Regions from separate parts of the Homo sapiens genome. Here region 1 is linked to region 2. Evidence: chromatin contacts called from ENCODE Hi-C or POLR2A ChIA-PET data. All regions are on one chromosome and are shown on one strand. The core of a region is the stretch at or near the end of the contact, and the rest is flanking DNA. Distances in the headings are between cores, read along the strand shown. Region 1 has its middle 130 kb from the start of MAP1B. Region 2 has its middle 180 kb from the start of MAP1B.

Region 1 (7,006 bases), core at 3,096-5,595, 42 kb after region 2:
CTGGTCTCGAACTCCTGACCTCATGATCCACCCGCCTCGGCCTCCCAAAGTGCTGAGATTACAGTCATGAGCCACCGCACCCGGCCACATCCACTATTTTCTATTTGAAAATGTTCCCAAGTCTGGAGAGTCCTGGCTTTAAAAATAGCTTAGTATACAGTAGTATAGTAAGGAAATTATAGTTAAAGATAATTTACTGTATATTTCAAAATAACTAGGAAAGAAGAATTATCATGTTTCCAACACAAAGAAAAGATACATGTTTGAGGTGATGGGCATCCAGTTATGCAGATTTGACCATGACACATTGTACACAGGGATCCAGATATCACATGCACCCCCAAAATATGTACAACTATTATATATCAATAAAAAAGTACAAGAAGAATAAACTGTGAAAAGATCAAGAGTCAAAAACAGAAAAGAAAAGAAAGAAATAGCCTAAAGCTAGAATGTGGGGTGGATGCAGGGATGAGGGTTATGCCAGGTTTCTCTTTGACCATTGTATGCTCATAAGGAGGTTTCTATGCTAAGAATCTCTATGTCAAGATGCTTAACTTGATTCATACCCTTTGGTTAAGGAAGAAACTAGGAATTTGAGGGACATGATTAAAAACTTCAATTAGGGACCATTTGTAGCACGTATTTATTTTCTTTTTGTAATTCTGCTATCATCTCTGGGCATCTTCTTCCAGATGTTTTGGCTGGTCACCTTGACTCTAATGGAGTCTTCAGATTATTAGAAGATGCAAGAGGAGAGCCCAAAAGTTCTTGTTCCTAACCCTTGGATATGCCTGATAAGGCCTTGTGAATCCAAATACCACATTCCTTCTTTCCAGCCATGAAGTACCTGAGAGTGGCTCTGCTTGGGCAGGTCTTGGCATTGGGCTGAAGGTGATGTCCTCTATTCCCTAGAATGGGGTAGGGACTGGGAGCCGTTACACATGACAGTGGACTGAGATGCTTTGTCTGAGTTAGTTCTTACATCTCAATTCCAATATGTGTGTCTGAGTTCATTTGGGCAGCTATAACAAAATGCCATAAACTTGTTAGCTTATAACAACAGAAATTTATTTCTCTCAGTTCTAGAGTCTGGGAAGTCCAAGATCAAGGGGCCAGCAGATTCAGCATCTGGTGAAGGCCTGCTTTCTGGTTCATAGATGGTGCCTTCTTGCTGTATTCTCACATGGGGGAAGGGGCAGGGCAGCTCTCTGGGGCCTCTTTTATAGGGGCACTAATCCCACTCATGAAGGCCTGTTGATCTAATCACCTCCCAATGGCCCCACCTCCTAATACCATCACCTTGGGGGTTGAGATTCCAACACATAAATTTTGGAGGGACACAAACATTCAGACCATAGCAGATTAATTTCCAGACTCTCAGAGAAATCCTTATCAAATAAATTAATTCAGAAGAAAATCCCCAAACTAATTAGTGTGGATCCTTTTTACCGTTCCTGTGAGTCAGAGCTGATGTGCTCACTGCCTGTGTCCCCTCCTGCCCTTGCCCCCCGCAGGGAGATAACTGAGCCATGCCTTTTGCCACCCACTCTCCCTGTCCTCTTTGCATCTTTGGCTGGCAACCCCAGAGCACTTTCCAGATCCTCTGCATCTCTCTTCACCAGATCTCTGGCCATTCCTAATTCTACATTCTGGACAGTTCCTGGCCTGTTGCTCTTGCTCTTTGCAGGAACTGTGGATGAAGCCTTGCCAGGACACAGGTCCTCAGTGCCTGTCACTGAGGTGGCCCTTCATTTAACTGAAGTCCCATTACATTAATAAGCCTCAGTTTCCCTCCCCTCAGTGACTTCAGGAAGCCTTTCTGTATCCTGGCTCTTGTTCTATGATGGTGTGTTCGATCTGTAGAGGTGGGTTTTTTTTCTTTTCACCAAATCTCAGCATTTTTCCTTTCCCTCATACTGGAGGGTTGCTTTCTGTTTCTTCCTTCCTTACCTTAGTCTCTATTACAGCAGCCCTGAAGTCTATCTGCAAGTGTGTGCATGGATCTGGGGAATGGGCAGGTAGGATTCTGGGCTCAACAGTCACATTTCTTGCTAAATTAGTGTGGTCCCAGGGGAAGGGGCTTCGGCAGATGAGGAGCCACAGAGGAGGGGGATGCAGAATTCCCCTTTCCTGGCTGATTTCTGTTTTGCCTAAAAACCATGTGGCTGTGACACCAGGGCACTGCTGTCTCCCCAGACAACAAATTTTAATAGCTCTCCTTTACTGCTGGCAATGATAATGGCTAACACAGGCTGGCTATTCACGACATGGTAAGCTTGGTACAGAATCTATCTTATTTAATCCTTGCTTTGAAGCAATTCTATTATTCTCCCCATTGTACAGATGAGGACACTGAGGACCAAGGAGTGGCAGAGCTTTGCTAGAAACTCAACTCTGACCTCAGAGCTGGAGTGCTTCCCCTAACCCCATGCTGAAAATAGTCACTGCTGTTCCGGGACTACCCTGCCAGCTTCTTAGTTGTCAGATTTCGGAAACTGTATCAACTCTCTCAAGTGGAGGGGACACTTTGAACAAATAAATATTGACAAGCACTGTCAAAATAGCTGGAGATTCTGACCCTGTCAGGCTAATCTCTGTTCTCCCTGTGAAAGCTCTGGCTTCCGTCACTCTGGGTCACATTCCGGCCTGCCTTCCTGTCAGAGTCCTACATTGCTCTCCTCTCCTCCACAATGTGCATATTGCAAGTTGGTCATCCTGTGTGTGTATTTACTTGCTGTGGCTTGTTTGGGTTCAGTTTTTTGAGTGTTCGTTTGCTTTTCCCAGACAGTATCAGATCCAGCCTTTCTGCCCCACCCCTTTTTGGAGGTACCGCTCTTTTCTACGCTATAAATGACTGACCAGTTGGGACTGAACTTGGCTGGGACAATCTCTGTTTTCACTCCCCTTCTATGTCCATCCTCTGTACTTTCAAAGTCTCCTGGGTACTCTCCTTCTTTCCTACAAGGTTGCAACTGTGTACCTTCTGTTGCCTCTCCTAGGCCTGTTGCATCCTGGAACACAGTACAGCCAATAAATGTTTGTTAAATGAATGGATGAATGAATGTAGTTCTCAATATGTATAATCATGGCACTCTGACAAAGCTGCTGTTATAATCCCTTTGTAAAGGAACCACATGCTTAATTTTAAGATAGAAGGATTGCAGCAACAACATTGCACGAGTTTTTCTCTTTTGACAGTTTCTGGTTCATCCGAGATCCCTGCACCTGCCAAACAGAAACTCACATTCACTCACACACCAGTTAGGTAAGAAGCAGCTGGCTAAGTATTGAGCTATTCTTGCCCAAGTCCACCATTTCCATGTAGGGGGTTGAAAGGAAGCTGATCATTTTCCTTCGGTTTTTTAAAGAATGTCCTTTGGGCTTTTTAGCATCCTTGTGACAGGCATCATGTTCATCTCAAGCTGTTTGGTGAGTACAGGGAGATGGGTCCCTGTGTCAGGTGCTATATTCTTGTTGAGATACAAAAGCTTCAGTTCTCAACTCTCCAGCCCTGCAGGGGAGAATGAGGTCTTATCAAGATTGCTTGGCAAAGTGTATTATTCATAAACCCACCTGGCTTATCACCAAAAAAATGTTGTGTTCACTGAGAGAGGCTCTTAAAGAATTCTCTGTTAATATTTGCTTTGTCATTTCAGAAAGCCTTTAGCTAGGCCTGATCAGACAGTTATTTCTGGCTGGGTACAAATTCTGTTTTCAGAATATTGCTTGGCTCTTTGTTCCTTTCCCCTCTGTGCTGCCCACCCCCTTGCCTGACTCATCTCTTCTAGAACCTTCTCTGTCCTTTCCCAAACCACTGGGAGTGATTTACTAAGTACATTTCCCAGCCAGCTCCCAGACACTGGCTAGAAAGACCAATTTACAGGAACAAAATGTCCCCACATTGTAACTGGGTCATGGTCCAAAATTTATTTGAAAATCAGACATTGGAATTAACAATGTTTTTTTTTTTTTTTCTCAGAGAAATAACAGTGGAGAGAAGGTCTCACGATATCCCCAGAAGCCACTTTATCTATAATGAAGCTGAATTGTAACACAAATGAGGGATCTAGGAATAGAATATGTGTCGGTGCAGAAGAGGGGACTAGTGGGGGACAGTAGGGGAGGACAGGAGGAGAAATTGGAGGGGGAAGATTTTTCTCCCTCTCTTTATTAATACAGTTCTAGTCCTGGGCCACAGTTCATAATAATCAGGTCATGTGCACACAGCCTCTTGTGGCCTTAGAGTCAGAAGTGATTGGAGTTCAGGGTCTGACTCAGGTTAAACAGACTCATACCAGCTAGATGTGCCAACCAGAATGGCAGTTAAAAAAATTGCTGGCTATCAAGCATGTTGCTACCAGTGCATTTCCTCCCTGGAAGCAAATCTGCAAGGGAAGCTGGAGTGCAATCAGAAAACTGTGTTGAGCCTCACTTAGATCAGGGATCAACTGTCACAGGACTAGACAGGACAACTTTAGACCCTACTAGTCTCTCTTCTGGCATTCTGCATAATCAAGGCTTGGGAGTTGCTTCTTTCACATTCTCTTTTCTGGGCTTTCTGGCTTTTCTTATTTATTATTATTATTTTTTGCCAGATACATTGTTGCTTTAATTATGATGATGTCTTCAATCAGATCAGAGCCAAAATTGGTAGCCTGGGAGCCATTCTGGTTTTTTTTTATTTGTTTGTTTGTTGGCTTGTTTTAGGTTGATGTAGTATTGCTCTTATCCAACATGTGCGGATTTTGTAGTATAACTAGTGGGAAACAATTTACTTTCTATGTTCTCAGGGATCACTTTAATTCAATGTCTCCAAACCTCCAAACATGTTCCAACTATACCTTCAGCTATAGATAGCATCACTATTTTGTGTGGAGGAGGCAGAAGTGGTAGAAGAAAGAGTGGAATCAGTCCATCTTATTCCACAAATCTTCAAAATTTAAAAATATTTGCTGCCTCAAATTTTTTTCAGAAGCAGCAGGAATATAAAGTAGAACAAAATACATGAAAAAACATAAAGAGTTACTTATTATCTTTTACCCTTAACTGAAATACTCTTTCTTCTAGAGAAAATGATGTCAGCTAGATGTTAGAAAGAAAGATGAACACACTAATTTATACTCATGTGCAAATGACTAGGTAACACTTCTAGTCACATTTTGAGAGTTTTCTTCTTTTGAGAGAGGGCATATAGTGATACATATGTATCTTTAGTAGAATTTCAGGCAGTGTAAGTAGCTATTTCACAGAGTAGGAAAACTTAAAGAGTATTGTGGGAAAGGTTTCAGGTTCAGGTTGGTCTTTTGCTCTGGAGTTCAGCTTCTCTCTGTTACTTATATCTTCTTTTCTTTCTGGACATCAATCTAAAAGATTTGCAAGCCTCCAAGGTTTATCACAAAAATTTTCATTCCAGTACTATCAGGACCTGTAGTTGTGGGAGTAAGAGGGAGACCAGGCTGCTAAGGGGAGAGTGAGGGCAATTTTTGGCACATTTGCACACTAGAAGTCTCCTCTACTAGCTTAACCTAACCTTTGATCCATTTCTGTTGTTCACATTTCTCACCTCTTTCCAAATGCCCAATTTTTTTTTTTTTTTTTTTTTTGTGACCATGAGCTCCCTGGCCACTTTGCTATTGGTTGACTATGACAGGTGTGCTCTCTCATCTCAGGGCCTGCCTTAGAATGCTCTTCTCCCAGATTGTCACAGCGACCCTCTGTCAACGTACTCAAATCTCTGTCCAGTGCTACCTCTTCAGAGAGCTTTCTCTGACCTACCAAAAACAGCATCTTCCTCCATTTACTATCCCCTCACCCTGCTTTATTTTTCTTCATTGCACTTATCACTACCTGGCGTATTATGTCTCTGTTGTTTAACTTTCAATCTGTCTGTTAATATCGGAATGCTAGCTGCACTTGGGAGGGATTTTTGTCTGGCTGGTCCAAAGTTAGATTCCTAGTACGAGGCCTGTGCTGGGCACAAAGTGGGCCCTCAACAAATATTTGTTAGATGAATGAATCTCCATCTTATAAATGAGAGTTTGAAGCTTAGAAAGATTAAATGACTTAGTCAAGGCCATAAGTGCCAGAGATGGGATTACAACCCAAGTCACGTGATGCCAAAGCCTATATTCTTAGCCATTGCATGTGTGTGTGTGTGTGTGTGTGTGTTTGTGTGTGTGTATCTCCCAATCTTCTCCATTAAACTCTCAGATTCTCCATCATAAGGACTATTTGTATTATATCTTGTAACCTAAATGCCTAAAATGCTCAATATGTGAAGGGGAGACTATAAATGTCAAAGGAAAAATATATCTTTGGCTAATGGATGAGTGCTTGAACAAAGAGAAGCATGTTTCCGATGAGGACACAGTACAGACAAAGACCTAAGAAACACACTGGGAATTGCAGAGTTCAAATGTCTTCCTAAATGGCTAACTTATCACCAGGGGCAGCCTAGGCAGTGCGAAAAATAAAGTCTACTGAGTAAGTATAATCATTGCACATCCCCTTTTAGCAGCTGGAGTCATTGTCCCACACCTTGCCTCACAGTGCACATACAAGTTTAAATGCCTGAGATTGCTAATTTTCCAAAGACTTCATTATCGTGAGATGAGGCCATGGCAAAAATGTGCTGGTCTTTAAAACAAGGACAGATGACAAATTGATAGCACTATAAAAGGGCCACAGGACTTAGCGCTGGCTCTGAACGTCTACCAGACAGCAGACACAATATATGTTCACTGAGAGTGTTGGATCTCAAAGATACCAATGAATTTAGAGGTGTCTGAGCAACAAAAAGATTTATTTTGTTTCTTAAATTCAGAACTCTGGACTCTCAAGGGAAGACAGTGGTTTGGCAGAAAGCAGTGGTAGAATAACCAATTATTCTATAATATTTTTCAGAGCCAACTTCCTTCTAACATTTTGTTTCCATTGCCACGGTAATCCTGCTTTCCTCAGCATAAGGAAGCAGGGAAGAGGTGAAATAAGAGCCCTCCCTTGG
Region 2 (6,961 bases), core at 2,928-5,427:
ACCACTAAAGAACTTATTTATGTAGCCAAAAACCATCTTTTTCCCCCAAACTATTGAAATAAAAATATATATTGCCAATATCTTCCCCCATGCTGTGACTTTTCACTGTTCTAACGGTGCTTTGATAAATAAAGTTTAATTTTAAAGAAAAAAAAAGAAGCTGGCCAAAACCTGCCAAAACCAAGATGACCACAAAAGCGACCTCTGGTCATCCTCAGTGCTCATTATACGCTAATTATATTGCATTAGCATGTGAAAAGACACTCCCACCAGGGCCATGACAGTTTACAAATGCCATCGCAATGTCTGGAAGTTACCTTATGTGATCTAAAAAGGGAAGGAACCCTCAGTTCTGGGAATTGCCTGCCCCTTTCCTGGAAATCTCTTGAATAATCCACCTCTTGTTTAGCATATGATCAAGAAATAAGCATAAAAATAGCCAACCAGCAGCCCTTGGGGTGGCTCTGTTCTTTCAGTAGCCATTCTTTTATTCCCTTACTTTCTTAATGAACTTGTTTTCACTTTACTCTGTGGACTTGCCCCAAATTCTTTCTTGCATGAGATCCAAGGACCTTCTCATGGGGTCTGGATTGGAACCCCTTTCCAGTAACAAACCCACTAAATGTTAAGACAGCTTGTTATGCAGCAATGGTTCAATATTATTTTTATTAATCTCCAAAAAGAAATTCTCCTTCTCCTTATATCATCTCTTAAGCCTCATCATCAACACCAAGAAGAAAACCAGACATAGTAGGAAATGTTGCAGCTTCTTGCCAGATCTCCTGTGATTCTTCTGTATATCTGGAGAAGATGATCAAACACCACTACCGGTTGAGGATGTGATATATGGAGATTCGGGAATCTGAGGGTTTATCTGGGGACATAGTTCAACCGATCTCTTTTGGGAGCAGGTTAATTCCAGGGCCTGACAGGCTTCTTGAAACTTGTGAACAAGGTTCTCCAACAGCACTTACTCCAGTGTTATTTTTCCCTTCCCTTCTTCCTTGCTTTCTGCCGTGAGTGTGAGACATGTGTGGGAAGGAAAAACAACGTTCTCCTCCATTCTACGTGAGTTTTTAGCTGGGACTCCCTCTAATAAAAGACAGATTAACAAGAGAAAAGCAAACAAATGTTTAATAACACACACACCTCCTGTAGATCTCAAATTAGACTTTAGGCTTAAATATTTTGTTTCTCTGAAACAAAAAAAGGAGTGTATAGGAAAAGGCCCTATTAAGATGCAATGGCCAGGAAAAGCACCATAAACCAAGGGTAAGATTTTCTATGCAGATTTAAGTGGATGCCTTCTCCACTGATGAAGAGTTTCTGATAATTTAGTAATCTTTCTCCTCCTGGTGCAGAGAGGGAGGCACCCTTAAAAATGGGAATTTCTTTTGTAAATGTAAATTTCTCTTACAAAAAGACAACTTTTCAGAGCTACTGCTGTATCTGCAGTTTGTCAAAAGAACCACTTCAAATAATCCTTATGCCAAAGAAGCATATTTGAGGGTGGCACATTCTGGTCATATTTTGGGGTGGCATGTCCTGAATCCCATCACATAAAAGGCCTTTTTTCCTCTTGAGTTTATTCACTCCTTCATACCTTATTTATGGCTTTGAAGAATGTAAGGTGAGGATAGAGTCTGATGGTGAATTGAAGAAGATTTTTGCCCTTCTTAGGAAAGCAAATGGAGTTGTTATATCCATAATTGTGCATACATGCTATGTCTGTGTGTCTGTCCATGTATGTGATAGAAGGAGTGGGAGAAGGAGTGCTACTGGGATTAGAAGTTAAAGAACTTCCCACTTTTCTTCCTGAGAACAGTAGTTGTTCAGATCCCTTTTATGTAGCCCCATTGGAAAGGTACCCAGTGTGACCACTCAGAGCCACAGATGACTAAACCCAACAATATGTCTTCTTCTTCTTTTTTTTTTTTTTTGAGACAGAGTCTTGCTCTGTTGCCCAGGCTACAGTGCAGTGGTGCAATCTTGGCTCACTGCAACCTCCACCTCCCAGGTTCAAGCAGTTCTCTGCCTCAGCCTTCTGAGTAGCTGGGATTATAGGTGCCCACCACCATGCCTGGCTAATTTTTGTATTTTTAGTAGAGACGGAGTTTCATCATCTTGGCCAGGCTAGTCTTGAACTCCTGACCTCGTGATCCACCTGCCTCGGCCTCCCAAAGTGCTGGGATTACAGGCGTGAGCCACCGAGCCCAGCCCAACAAGATATCTTCTTGAGGGGTGAGTAAGCAGGGCTTGTAAACCAAAAATTATCTAACACAGGTCTCAATCAATTTAGAAGTGTATTTTGCCAAGAGTAAGGACATGCCCAGAAGAAGAGAACACAGAAATCACAGAAACAGTCTGTGGTCTGTGCCTGTCTCCAAAGATGAATTTGGGGGCTTCAATATTAAAAGCAGAAAACTAGACTGGAGGGGAAAGAGGGAGGGTATGCTAATCCACATGTTGTAAGACAAAGGAGAAGGTAGGGGAACAGTCAACTATGTATTCATCTCATGCTCAGTAAATTGGCACCTTATATAAGGTAAGGTGAACATAGAGTTATCACCTGTGGAGATATTTAACCTTTAACTGTAGCTCTCTGCTTAGGAACAAAAGGAAAGGCAGTTTCTTGCATGACTCGGCTTTCAGCTTAATGTTTTTTTCTTTTGGCAAAGTGAATTGGGGTCCTGAGATAAGTAAGAAAGAACTCTATGTTTTATTCACAAGACAAACTAGCCCTTCTAGGTGTTTTACCAAAAGGATGAAATGGTAATGAGCTACTGGCTCCCTCCCTCTGGGAACTTCATAGGCTGGATGCTGAAGATGACCCCATCTCTCTTGGGGCAGGTGTCCAAATCTGGGAACCCAGGCTAGGGGAGGGGCAGACAGATACTTGCTGGTTTCTGGAAAAAGGACAGTATGTTAGATGCACAGCTTTCTCCAGGATCACATAGGAGACTTCTACAGTTCTGAAAGCTTCGTGTGCCCTGTCCTCTGCCTCCTCAACCTGTGTATCTTCCCCCTTCCTTTGGGGGAAAGAACCACAGGAAGAACTAAAGGAGAGCTCTGGGTTCTACTCTAGAGTGTGCTCAAGAGAAACAAGTAGGAAGTGGACTTGATACTTAGTATTCCCCAGTGACCTTAGCATTGGAACCCCACTTTTGGAAATGCCTGGGAGAAAATGTTAGAGTAGCTGAAGGATGCTTTTAGTCTTCAACAGAAAGCAGCTGTGTGTTTCTCAGTGCCCTTCTGGGTCCAGTTGTTACAAAGACTCAGCCTAGCACCTTTACTTCTGCAAAGTGGTGTTTGAGTCATTTGTCATCAGATGCACTTAAGGTAGGAGCTGTTTCCTGGCCTCCTCTTCTTAGCTCTTCCTGTACAAAAAAAAAAATTGGCATGTTTCCTAATGATGTTATTAAAGAATGATTTCAAGCATGACACTGGCTATCACTTACATAAGTTATGAAAGTCAAGAATCTGGCCCATGAAAGGTATCCAGCAAGGCTGTTACTGAAAGTGGTACAATTCAGTGTTTTAGAAGGTGGCTAAATGATCTGTGAGCTGAATGGGGCAGTGTGGTGGGAAGGAGGGGCCTCTGTTATGTCACTAGGGGAGGAAGAATGTGCCAAGGGAGGCTGCCATGGAGGGGACTGAACTGTGACTCATGCCAATGCTGGTGGGCTTGTTGGCAGAGAAGGGAGATGCCCCTGTCCTCTGAATGCTGGATGCTTTCCAGTGTCCGACCCTCTTTGCTGGGTCACAGTGATTTCATTTTTTTTTGGCTTTTTATAGTTGGCTGTGAAAATAGCCTTTCACCTTCAATGAATCACATTTAAAGCAGACAGGGAGTATAGGAGAGTAATGAGATTAATTGGCCTCCTTTTGGACTTCCTGGTAAGTCCAAGGGGCAAATTTGTGATGTGTCACCAGCAGCAACACTTTGTTGATCTTTGGACAGAAATGACAAAGCAAATACCTTTGAGGAAGGCAAAAGGGAAGCAAGTTGAGGAGATCCCTTTTCACTCCACTAGCTGGCTGCTAATCTCGGCACGCAGGTCAGATTGAACTGGAGCTGGGACATGGTCTGAGGATGCTTGGCTTAACCTCTGTTGGCAGAGGCCTGCCATGCTTGGCTGCCGCAGGAGGCCAGACTTTTCCAGAGAGTGAGGCTGGACTCAAGCATGATGGGAGGCTCCTTATCTGCCCCCACCAGGGTCTTGGGGCAAAGCCAAGCTGCTTACACCATGTGACTGGGAATGGCAGTGACTCAGAGGGAGCAAGCTAGAAGGGAGGAAGTGCTGGTGTCCTCAGCCATTGTTAGGGAAGAACGGAGGAGCCCAAGAGGAAGGCTCCAGCGCTGAGAGGACCACAGGCCTGAGGCAGTTGCCTAGCAACGGTACCCAAGCGCCTCCCTCCACCAGCCTGTCAGCAGCGTGAGGCCTCTTACCAGCTCCTACCCTCCAGTTCCTTCCTTCAAAGCCGCCCTCTATATGCCTTTTCACCAAATTCCACCTGAACAGAAATGATCCTGGGGGTGTGGGTCAGGGGGAGCCTCCAGACCACGGAATGTCTTAGAGAGCTGTGCTTTGTGTTGCTAACTGTAGTTAGGAACTCAGATGCCAGAGCCAGACCTGCATGCAAATTCCAGGGCCAACACTTGTTAGCTCTGTCATCTGGGGCAAGTTTCTTAACCTCCCAATGCTTGATTTTCTCCATCCATAAACGATAGAGAAAGATAGTACCTATCTCAATTGGGGCAATTTGAGGCTTAGTGTGGATGGAAGGATGGACGGATGGATGGATGGATGAGTAAATAGATAGACAGAAATAGAATCAATTAAAATAGTGCCTGGCACATAGAACGTCTACGTATGCGTTCATTACTAGTAGTCCTGGAGGACAGTTGGACACAAGCACTTGCTCCCAGGTGGGGCAGAGGAGCTGGGGAGGGAGCCCCAATCTCCAGTTTCATGATGGCGTGTGGTACTGGAATATCTGCTTCCAGGCCACTGTTCTAACAGTGGCTTGCTGTGGGCTCTTGGGCAAGCAGCAATTTTCCCCTTGGAGGATGGACTGAAAGGGTCTGGATTTCCTCAACTTCTCCTTGCCTTGTAGCATCCTGGATGTGACTGAGCTGAGTCACCTCTGTCTCCGCAGCTATGGGGGGATTAGAAAATGTGACAATAGGAGGGGGTTCCAGCTGAGCCCCAGAGGGAAGGTTTGGGTGAGCAATGGGTGAATAGTCTCAGATGGGGGGTGTTTAGTCCAGACCTGGGAAGGGGCAGGCAGCCAGGCTCATACTGGTATCATCTTATATTTATTTTTGTAGTTGCTCTAGGTGTTATGTATCCATTATATATACCTACCTAACTTCTCACATTCTATTTAAATTTCGCATTTTACCACTTCGAGTAGAATGTAGAAATCTTAAACCATGTATGTTCCACACCCTCCTCCTCCCTTTATGTTATAATTGCCATATATATTACACCTATATGCATTGAAAACTCTCCCTTCCAACAATGTTTTAATTTTGGCTTCCAATAGTCATACATATTTCTAGAGGACAAAATGGTTTATTATATTTACACAGATGTTTACAATTTCTGTTGCTCTTTCTTCATTCCTGAAGTTCTGATTCTCCCTCTGGGGTAATTTCCCTTCAATCTGAAGAACTTCCTGTAACTTTCTTTTTAAGTAATTTTTTTTTTTTTAGACAGAATCTTGCTCTGTTGCCCAGGCTGGGTAGAGCGGTGTGATCTCAGCTCACTGCAGCCTCTGCCTCCCAGTTCAGGTGATTTTCCCACCTCAGCCTCCCAAGTAGCTGGGACTACAGGTGTGCACCTCCACGACCAGCTAATTTTTGTATTTTTAATAGAGACAGGGTTTCGCCATGTTGGCCAGGCTGGTCTCGAACTGCTGGCTTCAAGTGATCCACCCGCCTCGGCCTCCGAAAGTGTCGGGATTGCAGGCATAAGCCACTGCACCTGGCCTAAAGTAGGTTTATTGGTAATGAAATTTGTTAGTTTTCTTCCGTCTGAGAACGTCTTGATTTCATGGGATACAGAATTATGCGTTGACAGTTCTTTTCTTTCTAGCTTGAAAAAAAATACACGGTCAATTAAATTGTTAATCTATATGCAATGTGTCATTTTCTCTGGCTGGTTTTGATATTTCTTCAGCCTTTGGTTTTCACAGTTTTCTTCTGATGGTTTTATTTGCATTTGTCTTGTTTGTGGTTCCCTGAGCTTCTTATTATCGGCAAATTTATGTCTTTCACTGAATTTGGGAAATTTCTGTAATTATTTCTTCAAATATATTTTTTTTTCTGCACCAATTTGTGTCTCCTCTTTTTTAGGGACTCCAGTCACATGCATGTTAAACTTTTCATATTGTCCCACCCCACAGGTCCTGAGTCTCTGGTCATTTCTTCAACCTACTTTCTCCCTGTCCTTCAGATTGTATCGTTTCTAATTAGTTTCAGTTAATGGACTCTTTTTTCGGTCATGTCGACTTTTTTGAAGACGGACTCCAACTTTGAGTCTATCTGGTGAATTTTTTATTTCAGATATTGTATTTCTTATTCTAAAATTCCATTTGGTTCTCTTGTTATGATTTCTGTTTCTCTTCTGAGAACTTTCCATTCAATTCAAGAGTGCTCCCTTTCTCCTCATGAAGAATGGTCATAATAGATGTTTCAAGGTCTTTATCGGTAATTCCAATATCTGGGTCATCTCGAAGTTGTCACTGGTTGATTGACTCGAGAATTAGATTTTTCTGGTTCTTGGCAGGTTGACTATTTTCGATGATATCCAAGACAGTTTATATTGTGTTGTGAGACTCTGGGCCCTGTTATACTTTGTTGTGAATCTCTGGGCCCTGAGATTCTCCTCTGGATAATGTAGAGGTTGTGTTTTGGCAGGAAATTACACCAGTCAGGCTTAGACTGTGAGTTCTG

The links. Hi-C counts contacts between places; a loop is a spot of excess contacts on that map. ChIA-PET counts read pairs that join two places held with the same protein, here RNA polymerase II (POLR2A). Pooled maps may share reads with other maps.
Region 1: a loop to region 2 is called in a map of ascending aorta, with 3 times the contacts of the local background. The contact joins two enhancer-like sites. A Hi-C loop is called at or near these places in 2 of 168 maps with a recorded cell type or tissue (ascending aorta and heart right ventricle) and 3 of 50 pooled maps. POLR2A ChIA-PET finds 5 or more read pairs at or near these places in 3 of 52 experiments (AG04450, MCF 10A and activated naive CD4-positive, alpha-beta T cell).

What each region holds. Positions count from the first base shown.
Region 1 is chr5:71,970,551-71,977,556 of GRCh38, forward strand. No RefSeq gene overlaps it. Among named protein-coding and RNA genes, the nearest start is that of MAP1B, 130 kb to the right of the region's middle. Within about 2 kb of position 4,346, at least 10 of the 41 ENCODE cell types and tissues checked have a DNase peak (open chromatin) inside an H3K27ac peak, as active enhancers do; they include ascending aorta, where a contact is called at or near this core.
Region 2 is chr5:71,928,879-71,935,839 of GRCh38, forward strand. No RefSeq gene overlaps it. Among named protein-coding and RNA genes, the nearest start is that of MAP1B, 180 kb to the right of the region's middle. Within about 2 kb of position 4,178, at least 18 of the 41 ENCODE cell types and tissues checked have a DNase peak (open chromatin) inside an H3K27ac peak, as active enhancers do; they include ascending aorta, where a contact is called at or near this core.